2 separate regions of the Homo sapiens genome follow, and region 1 is linked to region 2. Evidence: chromatin contacts called from ENCODE Hi-C or POLR2A ChIA-PET data. All regions are on one chromosome and are shown on one strand. Each heading gives the region's core, a stretch centred on a gene start or an enhancer-like site at or near the end of the contact. The rest is flanking DNA. Distances are from core to core; before and after follow the strand shown. Region 1 has its middle 110 kb from the start of LINC02780. Region 2 has its middle 50 kb from the start of LINC02780.

The links. A loop is a pair of places that touch in the nucleus more often than their neighbours do. ChIA-PET counts read pairs that join two places held with the same protein, here RNA polymerase II (POLR2A). Pooled maps may share reads with other maps.
Region 1: a loop to region 2 is called in a map of CD14-positive monocyte, with 3 times the contacts of the local background. The contact joins two enhancer-like sites. A Hi-C loop is called at or near these places in 2 of 168 maps with a recorded cell type or tissue (CD14-positive monocyte and transverse colon), 1 of 37 single-sample maps with no recorded cell type and 1 of 50 pooled maps. POLR2A ChIA-PET finds 5 or more read pairs at or near these places in 3 of 52 experiments (B cell, OCI-LY7 and Panc1).

The regions. Positions count from the first base shown.
Region 1 is chr1:4,081,339-4,088,609 of GRCh38, forward strand. No RefSeq gene overlaps it. Among named protein-coding and RNA genes, the nearest start is that of LINC02780, 110 kb to the left of the region's middle. Within about 2 kb of position 2,738, at least 3 of the 41 ENCODE cell types and tissues checked have a DNase peak (open chromatin) inside an H3K27ac peak, as active enhancers do.
Region 2 is chr1:4,023,052-4,030,101 of GRCh38, forward strand. No RefSeq gene overlaps it. Among named protein-coding and RNA genes, the nearest start is that of LINC02780, 50 kb to the left of the region's middle. RefSeq lists an enhancer at 3,461-3,961. Within about 2 kb of position 4,165, at least 3 of the 41 ENCODE cell types and tissues checked have a DNase peak (open chromatin) inside an H3K27ac peak, as active enhancers do.

The sequences.
Region 1 (7,271 bases), core at 1,488-3,987, 57 kb after region 2:
AGGTCACATGGCGATAGCAGGATAAAGAGAGTGAGGGGGAAGGTGCCACACTCTTTTAAACAACCAGATTTCATGTGAACTCAGAGAGAGGCAACTCACTTATCACCAAGGGGATGACACTAAGCCATTCATGTTCCAATCACGTTCCCACGATCCAATCATGTCCCACCAGGCTCCACCTCCAAAGCTGGGGATTACATTTCAACATGAGACAAACGTCCAGCTGTATCAGATGGATAGATGGATGCATGTATGGAAGGATGGACAAGTGAGGCGGGTGTTTGAGCAATGTGATACATGGAAGGAAATTACCATGGGTAAGAAGCCCAGTGCTCTGGGGCCTTGCGGAGTGGCGCAGGAGCTCTGGCTGGCCAAGGTTGGTATGAGAATCGAATGAAATAGTGCAGGTGATGCACCTAGTGCAGTATCAGGCACAAGCTCGGCTCTCGGTAACAAGCAGCTCCTGTCTCCCATTTCCCCTGTGGGTTCACTGTGCCCACGTGTCCATGGGTCTGTGCTCCTGTCTCCAAAGGTCCCACTGTGAGCTCTTCTCCACCCCACGGTTCAGCCTGTGTCCAACAGATGTGCCCGTTGGGGCAGAGTGAGGGGAGGGCGTCCCCTCCAGGAATGCCACGCCTGGTCGTGGGGTGTCTGACCCCTCCACAGGGATGCTGCATCTGCCTTTAACTCAGCACTTGTTGTTTTGACTCCACCCCCTCCCACAAGCATCCGGAACTCCTCTCTGTGGCTGTGTACCAGACACTGTCATCCTCAGGAGGCTGCCCAGCCTGTTGGGCTGGGTGCGGACGGCCTTTCTTCCTGGATCTTCATCGCTCAGGAAATGGTGGACACAGTCCTGCCCCGACAGGCTGGACGCAGGGTTGGCCGGGGGCATGGTCCCTGTCCCTCCCTGAGGGAGTCTGTTCTTCCTGGAGGGAAAAACTGCCCCTGCTTATAGCCTTGGCCCCATCAGAACTTGCTTCCAAATATTCCCTTTGTGGGGCTGGGGACGCCCACTGGGCTGGGGGTGCTACACTGGCCTTGAAGTCCTGGCCACCTGCCAGGGTCAACATCAGAGCCCCTGGAGGAGGGGGCACAGGCTTGAAGGCTGCTGCTCCAGGACTGTCCTCCCGGCTGGCTTCCTCCATAGTCGGAGCACCGTCCTTTACTGGGGGAGGGAGGCTGGGGGTGTTGACTCACAGAAAATGTCTAATTGCCTTGTCCATCAGGCTCCTGCCATTGCCCTGGGACTGCCGCCGGAGTGAGAGGAATCTCGGCTTCTCCGGGGAAGCCCCGGTGGAGCGTGAGGAGCCTGTGATCACTGATCAATTATTCTTTATTAAGTGTATTTCCTGCATTAGTCATTTCTTTGCTGCTTCATTAGCTTCTTCTCAGCTTTCAGTGGATTGTGGGCACCACAGAGTACAAGATAATTTATTTTATTAGGCAATTTATTTTCCGGGTTCATTTTTAAAGGGCAATTAATCAATTTAAATGGAGAGGTGAAGAATGGGGACCCAAATACTCCTGGGACAAAAGTGACATTATCAACACCTTTGGGGGGAGAAAGCTTTGCTTTTTATTCTGACTTGGGAACAAATCAGGCGGGAGCAGGTGGAGCACCTTAGCATTGAGGATGGGGAGGGCTCACTGTCCCTGGACTCCAAGCACTGCTTCCTTGCTGCCCTGGAAGGTGGCAGCTGCAGCAGGAAGCAGAAGAAAGGGGCCTCTTGGGGAAGTGGGCAGGAGGGAGACTGAGGACCGGGGTCTGGCTGTTTTGTCATTAGAGTCTGTGCCAGGAGCCGGCCTCCTGGAGAATAAGGAAAATTCATGCAGCTGATCCCGTCTGTGAAACTGAAATCAGACTCAGACTCTCCCCTGTGCCTCGTAAATAATAAATAAAAACACATAATGAATATTTAACCAGAGAGAAACATGCTCTAAGCCAAAAGTAAACTGTCAATGAATGGTTTCATCTGCTGCATCCAGCGGGTTGCCTTTGCGTCCAAATTTCTATGTGGACCAGGGAGACGAGGACTGATTGGAAGCTTGTGCATTTCTCCCTGGGGTGGATGTGATCCAGCTCCACTTTCTGACTTCCAGCTTGCTGATTTCTGAGCGGCAGGGAACGATCTGGTTCACGAGAGGAAAACAATGGGTGCTCTTCAGGAAAGCAGGATTGTGCTAGGCAGATATCTTCTTCATAAGATGAGTTTCTGTGTGATTAATATTATTAACAATCGGCTATTGTGTAAAAAGTGTTAACAGCAGCCAGGAGTGAATGCTCCCCCTGTGTGGGGAATTGTGAACATGTGATCTCATTACACCCCTTCAAGCACAAAGCAGGTCTCATTCCTGTTTTGCAGCATAGAAGACGGAAGCCAAGAGAGGCCCTCTCGCTGGCCTGCCCTCAGGGCACTGGACTTGAACTCAGGCCTCTGCCTGTCCAGCTTGGCTGGTCTTAGGATGCTGTTCCCTTACGTCCACCACACATATGCTTCTGAGGAAACAATGCACGGCCCCGGCCGTAAGCGGCCCGCAGCCTTGGGCGAGATGGACATTTCTCTGTGGGTGCCTGCTGATGCCCTGGTGGACCCTGGTGGACCCTGGCAACTACTCTGTCTGCTAGGTCGTTGGTTGTTTCAGGACAAAAGCCATGAAACAACTTTGCTTACATGTTTCACAGAAATCACATGACGTCTTCAATAATCGTTAAAGGCTGGGCATGAACCACACGTCAGGGCTGGCTGGCTCCCTGGAGCGAAGTCCAACAGGGCGCCTGCTCGTGGGTTATCACATCCAGAAAGAATTGGCATGTTATTCTATGTTTGTAAACATTTGTGCTTTTTCTTACTTTTGCTGGGTGATGTAATCTGTTCCTAGTTCACAAAGATAGACCCATGGTTCAAAAGCAGTTAGGTAAAGCATAAAATTAGTGATACAAATGGAAACATAAACAGCACAGCTTAGAATAACTGAAACAATGTAAATAGTGTGTGCCTGATTCCAGTACAAATATAGAAAGCCATCCTGCAATCTGCGCCCCTGCTGGGGCAAGTCTAGGAAGATTTTGCATATGCAGCAGAAAGGAAAAGCTTAGAAAATTACAGCAGAGAATACCTGAAAGCCAAAACTTGCTGGGATAGTGACTCCATTGCTCTTTGTCACCAGGCTGTGATCCCTTACAAGACTTTCAAAGAGTGACATGACACCGTGGAAGTTTCAGAGCATTTTCCGAAGAGCAGAGTGGAGGCTCTCGTCAGCCAAGTGAGCTGTTCTTGACAAATGCTAAATTAGGTTTCCCAGCACAAAATTGATGAGTGATACATTTTGTCAACCACGAACAGAGAAGAGATCAGAACGAAGGTTCATAACTGCACAGCACATGGCAATGAGAGGTGCGTGTCAGGCTGCTGCTGAGAAGTTTGAAAAAACCAACTGCAAAGTTAAGTTGTCTATCATGCTGGGAGGGGATGGGATGATGATGGCAGCATTCCCTCATCCCAGGATGCCGTTGAACACAGCGTGTGTAAATGTCATTCCCAGTGTGTGTGCACATCAGCCCGCCTCTCGCTGCATGGCTGGATGAAGTCCCCCTTGTGGGAGAAGAGCTGAGGACACCCAGGTCCATGTTACAGGTGAAGAGTTTTTGCATGGCCAGTGATGCTTCTGTGAGTTTCATTGAAGACTTGAAAAGCTACATGTGGTCAGCCCCAATGGCGTGCCCACCTAGCATGTGCATCCTGATGGGGCTCTGGTGCACACGTCCCCCAGGGACCCGAGTGCTGACAGGCTCTGTTAGCAGGAGCAGGGAGTAGTTCTCACCACAGATAGTGAGGTTGAGACCAGGACCTTCATCTTTCCAGGGTTCCGAGTGGTACAAGGAAGAGGGCAGAGGGAAGCCACATTCCACTTTCCAATGGAAGCTGGGGGGACTGTGCTTAGACAAGCATTTGAAATGAGAGATGGACTGAAAATAGCTCTTCACCTTCTTCACAGACCAGGAAAGGTCATGGATGGGCAAGAGCATGGTTTGAAAGCCAAGAATAAGACACTGGAATTGTTTAAGAAGATGGTTCCATGGGAAATGGCTCCATGTTCCAGATTTCATTCTCTCTCTACTTGACACGGCTTTTTTTTTCTTTGCTGATTGGAGCAGGAAATCAATAATGCATATTGGAAATATTTAGAAACTCCATCCAAAGTTGCATTAGCATGTAAAGGATCTCTAGAGTCCAGTGCGACAGACAGCTCCCTCTATCTTTCCCCACATGTTGAGACACTTAAGTTCCCAGCCTTGAACAACCTGCCATCCCACAGAACTCTGAAAGTGGCTTCAGTGAGAAATTCTTCAATGCTGGTCTTCGCTGCCTGCGACTCCTGCAGCCCCAGATGGTGGGCCGGGATGGTGGGAGGGAAAAGCAAGCTGAGAACAGCTGCAAGGTTGTCTAGGATTCAAGTCATCTTCATTAAGCCAACTCTAGGGGGCCTGTGAGGGTTCACAGACACCATCTATCTCTCGACATTTTCACCATGGTCTTTAATCTTTAAATGCTATGTTTTACTCTCCTTTAAGGAGTTACCTGAGAGCTGTTGGTTGGTATGTGGGCCCAATGCCTGTTAAGTCATATATATACTGTGGGCCAAAGTTTCAGCTCCGATGGCTTGTGGTCAGCATTTGATGTCATGATGGACAGAGAGAGCATTTGTTTGGTGCCTACTGGGTGCCAGAAGCCAGTCCTGGGCTCCTGCCCCCAGGGAGGAGCCCCAGCCCTCTGCTCAGATGCCCCCTTTGCTTTAGCTGGAAGGATATGGGGAAAAAGGGCCTCCGCCAGTGTCTCTCTCACTGAGCATTCTCCCTGGGGTCACATCTCCCCTCAAACCTGATCTGATAACTATGTGACCATGGAAGTTTGCAAAGAGGGAGGCTCTGAAGAGGAAAGTGGGTTCTGACCAGCTGCAGCTGCAGAGGGCTGGTGGGCAGGGTGCTCCGGCGGGGGGCTCCGGTGCTCAGTGCTCCTGTCCTGTGGCCATTCTGCCCCAGAGAAGCAAAAAATCTGTATTAAACTCTGTATCGAAGATGAGGAAGAGAGACCTGTGTCAAACTCTGTATCGAACATGAGGAAGAGAGACCTGTGTCAAACTTTGCTGCCCTGTGCAGCAAGAGGGAGAGAAGCCTTCAGAGCACCTTGTTCCAGAGACTCCCCGTGGGCTGCAGGAGCTGGGCACTGCTGAGCTTTCTGCAGGAAGCCTTGGCCCCTTCTGGTGGAGGCGTCCTTCTGTTTTCCAGAAGGCCTCTGTCGCCAGAGCTCGGCTAGGGATTGCCGAAGGGAACTAAGTAATTAGCCCCAATTTATATTAATGACATTTTAGATTAGCTGCAGCTGAGCCTGGCCTCCGTCCTGCGCACTGGGGACCTAGATGTGAAGGGGAAATGTGAAAATGTAAATAAAAAAGCAAAAAAGACAAAATAATGGCGCCAGTTGTGTAAAAGGGAAAATGTGGGAGGAGGCGGGAGGGTAAGGGGACGAAGCTGGGAGCACCTGGAGTGGGTGCCTTGGGCTGCCCTCACACCCACAAGGGCCCCTCCCTCCTGGTCATCTGTGATGCCCCCACCCACATCACCTATGAGGGGCCCTGCAGCCACATTCACTGACCTCCACCCCATCCCCTAGTCGAAGGCGATTGGTGCAGGGGCCAGTCAGAGCTGCTCCCCACCCTGGAGTCCACATAAGAGCATGGAAAGGTCACTCCCGGCAGGTGGCCACCCCCAGATGGTGGCAATGGGTGCAGGCTCTGAGCCCTCTGCTTATATTTAAACCCTAACTCCACAGGGCAGGATCCTAGATCATCGTGTACTTTGGGTCCCTCTGCCTGTAAAATGGGGTTGATGACACCCAGCTGGGTGGGGCCTGTGGGAGGTTAACCTGGCAGGTGCTCAGCTCTGTGCTGGGCCCCAGGGCTCACTCTGCTGCACTGATGAAGCATCTCTCTCGTCTAGCACCCTGTGTTAGTTCACTGTTGCCTATAACAGAATACCTGAAACTGGACCTTTGTAAAGAAAAGAAATGTATTTCTTACAGTTCTGGAGGCTGGGAAGTCCAAGGCTGAGGGGCTGACATCTGATGAGGACCTTCATGCTAGTAGGGACCCCACAGAGCCCTGAGACTGTGCAGGGCATGGCCTGGCACGGGGCTGAGCGTGCTGGCAGGGTCTCTCTTCCTCGTCTTTGTAAGACCACCAGTCCCACTCTCCTGATAATCCATGAATCCACGAATCCATGAATGGATGAATCAGCTCATGGGGGCAGAGCCCTTATGACTCAATCACCTATTGAAGGCCCCACCTCCCAGCACTGCTGCATTGGGGATTAAGTTTGAGCACGGGTTCTGGAGAGGACAGATACTCAGACTGTAGCACAACCACTCAGCTGGGCTTGTGGTTTCCTTTCCAGGCTTATCTGTGAAGTGAATGAATGAAAGATGAGTAAATTAAATGAATGAGTAATTGAATGAATTAATCTGGGTAGTTTGCCTAAGGTTGACACCTAAGAAAGAAAGGCTGGGTGTGGTGGCTCACACTTGTAATCCCAGCACTGTGGGAGGCAGAGGTGGGAGGATCTCCCGAGCCTGGGAGTTCAAGACTGCAGTAAGCCTTGATCACACCACTGCACTCCAGCCTGAGGGACAGAGTGAGACCCTAGCTCTAAATAAATACAAAATAGAAGGGAAAAATTTTCCTTCCTCCCTCCCAGGTTTCCTGAGACAGCTCAGAACATTTGTCTTTCCAGTTTGTCCGTATCTGCAGCATGGGGGCAGATGCAGAGACTGTCATGAAATGGGGTGGGGGCGGCGTCTGGGACCTGCCTTGCTTCTCTCTGGAAGGCCTTTGCCACAGATTTGCCATTGGCATGGGTTGTCATTGGCATGGATTTGCTGTCTGTTCCAACAGAGATGAGGTGGACTCTGGGAGACAATGTGCTGGCCGAGAGCAGGGCAGGGCAAGGCCTCAGGCCAGGTCTCATGTCCAGGGTGATACCTGAATCCACCATCCATGGCTGTTTGCACAGTGCTGTGTCTGTCCTGCACTGCAGTGGGTGCTGCTATCAGATGCCATGAAAAAGACAAAGGACTACATTTTAGGAGGTGAACAGACAGCAAGCAAGTGACCCAACCAATGTCTGTGTGATGTTCACCTGCGGTGAGGGCTGAAGACCCCTGGGCTGGGGTAGGGGCATCTGACTGTCCTGGAAGAGAAAGGAGAGCAGCTTG
Region 2 (7,050 bases), core at 2,915-5,414:
AAGGAAGCAGAGGAGAATTTGGCCCTTAGGCTGCTGAGAGACTGAGGAGGAAATGGGGAGAAATGGAAAGGCACCCATAGGACTCATCAGGGAAGTGGAGGAGAAGGAAAGTCACTTTGGAGAGGGCACATGGTGGGCATTTGAACAGGAACTCGTGTTGTTGGAAACTTTCTCCAACAGCTCAGCCTGAACTGGTCCAGGGTCTCCATGAACCTCCTCTCCCCAGCTCCTGGCCTCCAGGCTCCTGTGTGGGCCCCTGAGCCCACCTGCCACTGTGCCCTGCAGCTCCCGTGACCCAGGGGCTGGCATGGAGGAGCAGGTGGGCCCTCCTAGCACCTGCCACACACTGGCTCCTGTAGCTTGAAATATTAATACTCTATTGACCTGAGTTTCTTTTGGCATCTCAAATTAATTTCATTTTATTTGGACCATGATGGAGTTTAACATAAGATAAAAGCAAACCTTTGCCAACCTCAGACAGTTTAATAACCAAAATATTTGATTAAAAATTTTAATAGTTTGGAAGGATGGAACATGTAGGATCGGGACAAATTAAGCCTCTGCCATTCACATTGATGTACATTTTTTCTGCCTGGAATGGGGAAATCTATTGTCTTACTACTTTTCCAAGGGAACCAGAAAAAAAATTAAACTCTTTAAAACAAGGTTTTCTTACAAAATGAACTTCCATTCTGACAGCATGCCTCTTCTTTATTTACTGGGAGTCACAGGTGTGCAGGGAGGTGAGTCCTCAGCCTCCACCGCCCTGCGCGGGATCTGTGTGTTGGTCTCCTGGGGCTGCTGTAACAGATGCCACAAACCAAGGGGCTTAAAGCAACAGGAATGTATTCTCTCACTGTTTCAGAAGGCAGAGGTCCAAAGTCCAGGCGTCCTCAGGGCCATGTTCCCTTGGAGGCTCCGGAGAGAGTCCTTCCTTGTCCCCTGGAGTTTCTGGTGGCTGTGGCCACATTGCCCCAACCTCTGTCTCTGTCTTCATGGCCTTCTGCCCCTTGTGTGTCTCCTCTGTGTTTCCTGGAAGGACACTCATCCATGGACTTAGGGCCCACCTGGGCAATCCAAAATAACCTCATCTTGAGATCCTTCACTTAATTACATCCACAAAATAAGGCCACATTTTCCAAATAAGGTCATAGCCACAAGTACCAGGAATTAGGACTTAGACATATCTTTTTGGGGCCATTATATTTCAACCCATTAAAAGCCTCATATCAACCTGGGAGGAGGGTGATCATTGAAGAAGCTGATTGTCTCTGGCCCAATGAGAAGGAAGCATGACCAGATTTGGGTTCCTGTGCTGGCGCTGTGGTGGAAAGAGCACCCCTGATCCTGGCTGGTGGGGAGGGCAGGGGGTGGTATGGACCGGATGTTTATGTTCCCCCAAAATTCATATTTGGGAGCCATAACCCCCAGTGTGATGCTATTAGAAGGTGGGGCTGGTGATTAGGAGGTGATTAAGGTTAGATGAGGTCATGAAGATGGGCCCCCATGATGGGATTAGTGCCCTTATAAGAAGAGACACAAGAGAACTTGTTTACTGCTCCCCTACCCCTGCCCAATGCCGTGCAAAGACACAGTGAGAAGGTGGCTGTCTGCAAGCCAAGAGAGAGCCCTGACCAGGAACTGACTGTGAGGAAGAAATGTTTAAGCAGCTAGTTTCTCGTATTTTGTTATGACGGTCCAAACTAAGATAGTGAGGTCAGCTTTCAGGAAGTCAGCACAGATGTCTTGATCACTCTCCAATTCTCCTTATGTCTATCTGTCTATCTATCTATCTATCTATCTATCTATCTATCTATCTATCTATCATCTGTCATCTCTATCATCTATCCTTTCATCAATCTGTCATATATTTATCTTCTATCTATTATCTATCATCTGTCTCTCTATCACCTATCTATCTTCTACCTGTTATCTATCATCTATCTATCAACTTCTATCTATATATCATCTATATATCTACTATCTATCATCTGTCTATCATCTACCTTTCTATCTTTTATCATCTGTCTACCTATTATCTGTCATCTATCTACCTATTATCTATCTATCATCTATCTGTCTACCTGTCATGTGTTTATTATCTATCTAGCTATCATCTCTATCTAGCTATCATCTATCTATCTATCTATCTATCTATCTATCTATCTATCTATCTATCTATCCATCCATCCATCCATTCATCCCTCTGTCTCAAGGGCTTGGAATGTATGTATCTTTGAACCAGAAGTGTTCCTCTTCTAGGAATTTATTTATCCTAAGGGGCACTTCAAACAGGCATTGAGCTGTACACTCTGGATGCCAGCTGCAGTAGGGTCTTTAATACTGAAAAATAGGAAAAGATCATGTCTAAAATAGGGGACTGGCTGCATAAATGAATTGGAGCCATAGGATATTTACTAACACGAACTGATACTTGCTGACTGAAACCATAGGATGTTTACTGACATGCTGCATTGCTCCATGAAAAAAGGTTGGAAAGGAGAATAGAATATAGGGCACCAATTTTACAGACAGGACTAGGCAGAGGAAGGGACCTGGCAGAAGAGTCAGATGTTAATAGCCTCTAGTTCTCAGGATCACAGGAGATATTTGTAAAATGTATGTTTTCTCTGTTTTCTGTTTTTCTGCATCTTTCAGGAGATGCTGATGAAGTCCTGGGATCCAGAGAAGTGGTTTTGGCCCCCAGAGAGCTCCTAGTGTAGCTGGAAAAAAAAAAAAAAAGAAACAGACACAAAAGACACATAGGCACCTATGTATAATGCCATGTGGTTGTCAGGAACAGACCATGGACAAAGTCATCGTGGCAGGGAAGGTTGGGCAGGATGTGGGAGGCAGGTCCTTCCCAGCAGAGGAACAGCCGGGACAAAAGCCTGGCCGTGGGTGCAGTTGTGCTGCGTTAGGGTGCAAATGTCTGGCAGGCTGGGGTGCAGAGCATGTATAGAGAGGAGAGGAGAGGGAGGCTGGGAGCTGGGTGAGGACAGAGACCACCATGGGGAACTGCTGAGTTCTTAAAAAATATATAGTAGACGATAAAAATACTATAAGTATAAATTTAGATGTGCAGCATGATATTTTGATACATATAGATAGTAAAATGGTTATGATAGGCAAGCAAATTAACATATTATCTCGCATAATTACCTTTTTTTTTTTTTTGGTGGCAAGAGCAAAAATCCTGAGCGCAATGCAGTATTATGAAGTATCATCCTCAGGCTGTGCACTGGACCTCTAGAGCTGTTCAGCCTCTGTATCTGCTTCGTATCCCTTGGCTCACATGTCTCCAGTTCCTACCCCAACCCCACCATGACCATGTTTTATTTTCTATCTCCTTTTTAAAAAAGGAGTAAAAAGGAGTAGCCTCCATTTTTTTTTTTTTTTTTTTTTTTTTTTGAGATGGAGTCTCGGTCTGTCGCCCAGGCTGGAGTGCAGTGGCACGATCTCAGCTCACTGCAACCTCTGCCTCCAGGGTTCAAGTGATTCTCCTGCCTCAGCCTCCCAAGTAGCTGGGACTACAGGCGCCTACCACCACGCCCGGCTAATTTTTTGTATTTTTGGTAGAGACGGGGTTTCACCGTGTTATCCAGGATGGTCTCAATCTCCTGACCTCGCGATCTGTCCACCTCAGTCTCCCAAAGTGCTGGGATTACAGGCGTGAGCCACCGCGCCCAGCCGCCCCCTTTTTAAAAAAAGATTCCACGTGGATACTGAGGACGGCTTGTCCGTGTCCCACAGTGGGGCTTGGTCTTCTCCCAGGGGGCCTTGGGAGCTATTGCGTTTTAAGTGGGTACATGACGAGACCGCAGCTGGGCTTTGGGAGCTCATGGGGTTCCGTGGAGGATGGAGTGGTAGGAGATGATTCTGGAAGCTGGGGCACCAGATTAGGGGCCAGGGCAGTGAGTGCTCCAGAAACTTCCATCCCTGGCACCGGAACCACACATTGCTTGTCTATGATGCCATGATCCCACCTTGGGGACAGGGGGCACTGTCATCTGAAAACTCTCCAGGCTACTATTCCTGATGGAGACCCCCATTTCCGTGGCGGCCCCTGACGCCGGCTGTCCTCCAGGAATAATCTGGGGTCCGCTGGTGCCGCCGTGGCTGCCGTTGCATTTATTTATGTCTTCAGCACTGTGGGGAGAAGTGGCACAGGCCTGGATTCCCCAGGGAGACAGTAAACTGTCAAGCTTGTGTTTATTATTATAACACGCATTTTGAAACTCCACAAATCTCCGATCCAGGGAGAGATGGAAATACATTAGCCTCAAAACATACTTCAAAATACTTCGGTCTCAAAAAAACCTCTCAAGTCCAGCAAATGGGTTCAGGGACCCAGGGAACCCAAATCGCCCTCAGCCCTTGTTGAGAAAATCACTTTCTGGTGAGCGATCGAAGCCACTTACTGCACTTTATTATGTTGCCTCAGCAAGATGGGTTTGGGCAGAGAAGAAAGTACAAGAATGGAGTTTAATCAAACTCGAGCCTGGCCTTGGGAATAGCTGAAAAGTTAGCATTAAAACAACAGCTGCAGGTGAAGCTATTTCGCCGGCTGCATCACCGCAGCCACCCCCTCTTCTGTCGGGCACCGTGGGAGGGTGGGGGCGGGGAGAGCATCGGAGTGGTGAAAAGAGGTGCGATCAAAGCACAGCCGGGTTTCTGTTCCTGTTTTCTGGTCCCTTCGCTGTTGAGTTTCCAGGCGCCCCACCAAAAGGTGTGGGGTTGCTCTGCTCTGCCTGAGAATCACCCTCCATATCCAGACCTGGAGGAGTGCCCAGGGTTGTTGAGCTTTGCTGGAGAAAACTGGTAGCTTAGGATATTCATGGAGCTGAGCTGGGGTTCCAAGGACACGATCCCACTGCAGGGTCCTCCTCAGCGTGCTGACAATGTCTGCGTAGTGGGAGGGCCAGCCCCAGACTCAGATGCAGTGGAGGCTGCTGTGCCTGATGAGTTTTTTTTTTCTTTTTTTCTTTTTTTCCGGGTCCCTCCAGCCCCAACAGCCTGTCCTGGTGCAGTCCTTCCCTCTGACCTGGCTTGAAATTTCTCCCAGGCCAAGGCAGTGAGCCATGATCCCAATTCCATGTCAGGGGCAAGAGTGAATTCTGGGTTCCGAGGCCTAACTATCTCGTCTTTCCACTAGCCCAGGAAAGTGAACTGCAAAACTTCTTTAAAAGGGTCCAACTAAGCAAGCCCTTCCTATCTTCAGAGGCAGCCTGTGAATGTGAATGTACGAAAGGAGATTTGCTTCTGCGGCATCCCAGGAGGCCATAGGGGCCATATCGGTTCTCCTCTAGATAGGCCAGTGGTTCCCTTATAGACGCTGAAGGAGAAGCTAATGTGGGGAGAAGAAAAGGTGAGCTTCTAACAGCTGAGGGTGGGAGTTTTCTTAGGGGAGAGAAAAAATTGTTTGAAAAAAACCTAAGTCATTCCTCCTTTTACACAATTAAAAAATTGTTATAGTAAAATAGGTTTCTTTTTAGTTTACAGTTCCATGAATTTTAATACATGTATAGACGCATAAAACTCCACCTTGGTTAGGGCACAGAACAGCCCCATCGTCCCACAAAGCCTCCTCATGCTACCCTCTGTGTCAGCATCTCCCCGTCATCCCACCCTTGGCCATCACTGATCTGTCTTTCATCACCATGGGTTTCTATTTTGGAGAATACCATACCCATGGAATCATGTTGCATGTCTGTTGCTGTTTGAGACAGGCTTCTTTCACTCAGCAAGATGCCTCTGAGATTCATCCAAGTTGTGGCTCAAGAGTTCCCTCCTTTTTGTTGCTGAGTAGAATTGCATTGTATGCACACATCAGTTTGTTTATGCATTCACCCGAAGGACCTTTGGCTTGTTTCTAGTTTCTGATGATTATAAGTAGAGCTGCTTTAAATATCTGCGTACAGGTCTTTGTGCAAACCTAAGTTTTTATTTCTCCAGGGACAATGCCTAGGAGAAAGATGACTGAGTCCTATGGTAAGTGTATGTTTAAGTTTATAAAAAAACTGCCAAACTGTCTTACTGAATGACTATACCGTTTTGTATTCCCGTGAATAATGATGAGAGCTCCAGTTGCTCCATGTCCTGCTGCTATTTGATATTATCATATTTTGACTTTAGCCACTCTAAAGGTATGTGGTTGCTGTGTTTCAAATGTCTCCTTCAAAACTCATGTGGAAATTTAACTGTTATGGTGGAACTATTAAGAGGTGATTGGGTCATGAGAGCTCTTCTTTCATGAACGGATTGATGCCATTATTGTGGGAGTGGGATCCTGATGGCAAGCTCGTTCATCCCACTCTGCCTGCTCTCCTATGCATGCTCTTTTGTCCTTCTTCCTTCACCTCTGGGATGTGGGATGACACAGCATGAAGGCCCTCATCAGATGTTGGCCCCTTGATGTTAGACACTCCAGGTTCAGAACTGTAAGAAAGAAATCTCTGTTCTTTATAAAGTACCCAGTCTGTGGTTTTCTGTTATAGCAGCCAAAATGGGCTAAGGCAGTGGTGATGTCTCATTGTGATTTCAGTTTGCATTTTCCCAATTAGTAATGGTGTTGAACTTCATTTCCTGTGCTTATTTGCCATCCACACAACCTCTTTGGTGAAGCACCTGTTTAAGCCTTTTGACCATGTAAAATTGAGTTGTTGAGTATTGAGAGTTCTTTATATATTCTCAATATAAGGCTTTTTTTGGATATGTGATTTATGCATATTTTCTCTCTTCATTCTTCTAATGGTGTCTTTGGAAGAGAAAACGTTTTGAATTTTGCCAAAATTTAATTTGTCTTTTTTTTTTTGTTTTGTTTTATGAATCATGCTTTTGGTGTCATGGCTAAGAACTCTTTGCCTAAACCTAAGTGGTAAAAATTGTCTCCTATGTCTTCTTCTAAAAGTTTACATTTCCCATTTTCCATTTAGATTTTTGATCCATTTGAGTTAATTTTTGTATAAAAGTGAGGTGTAGGTTAAGGTGTGTGTGTGTCTGTGTGTGCGTGTGTGTTTTGCCTATGGATGACCAATACCATTTGTTGAA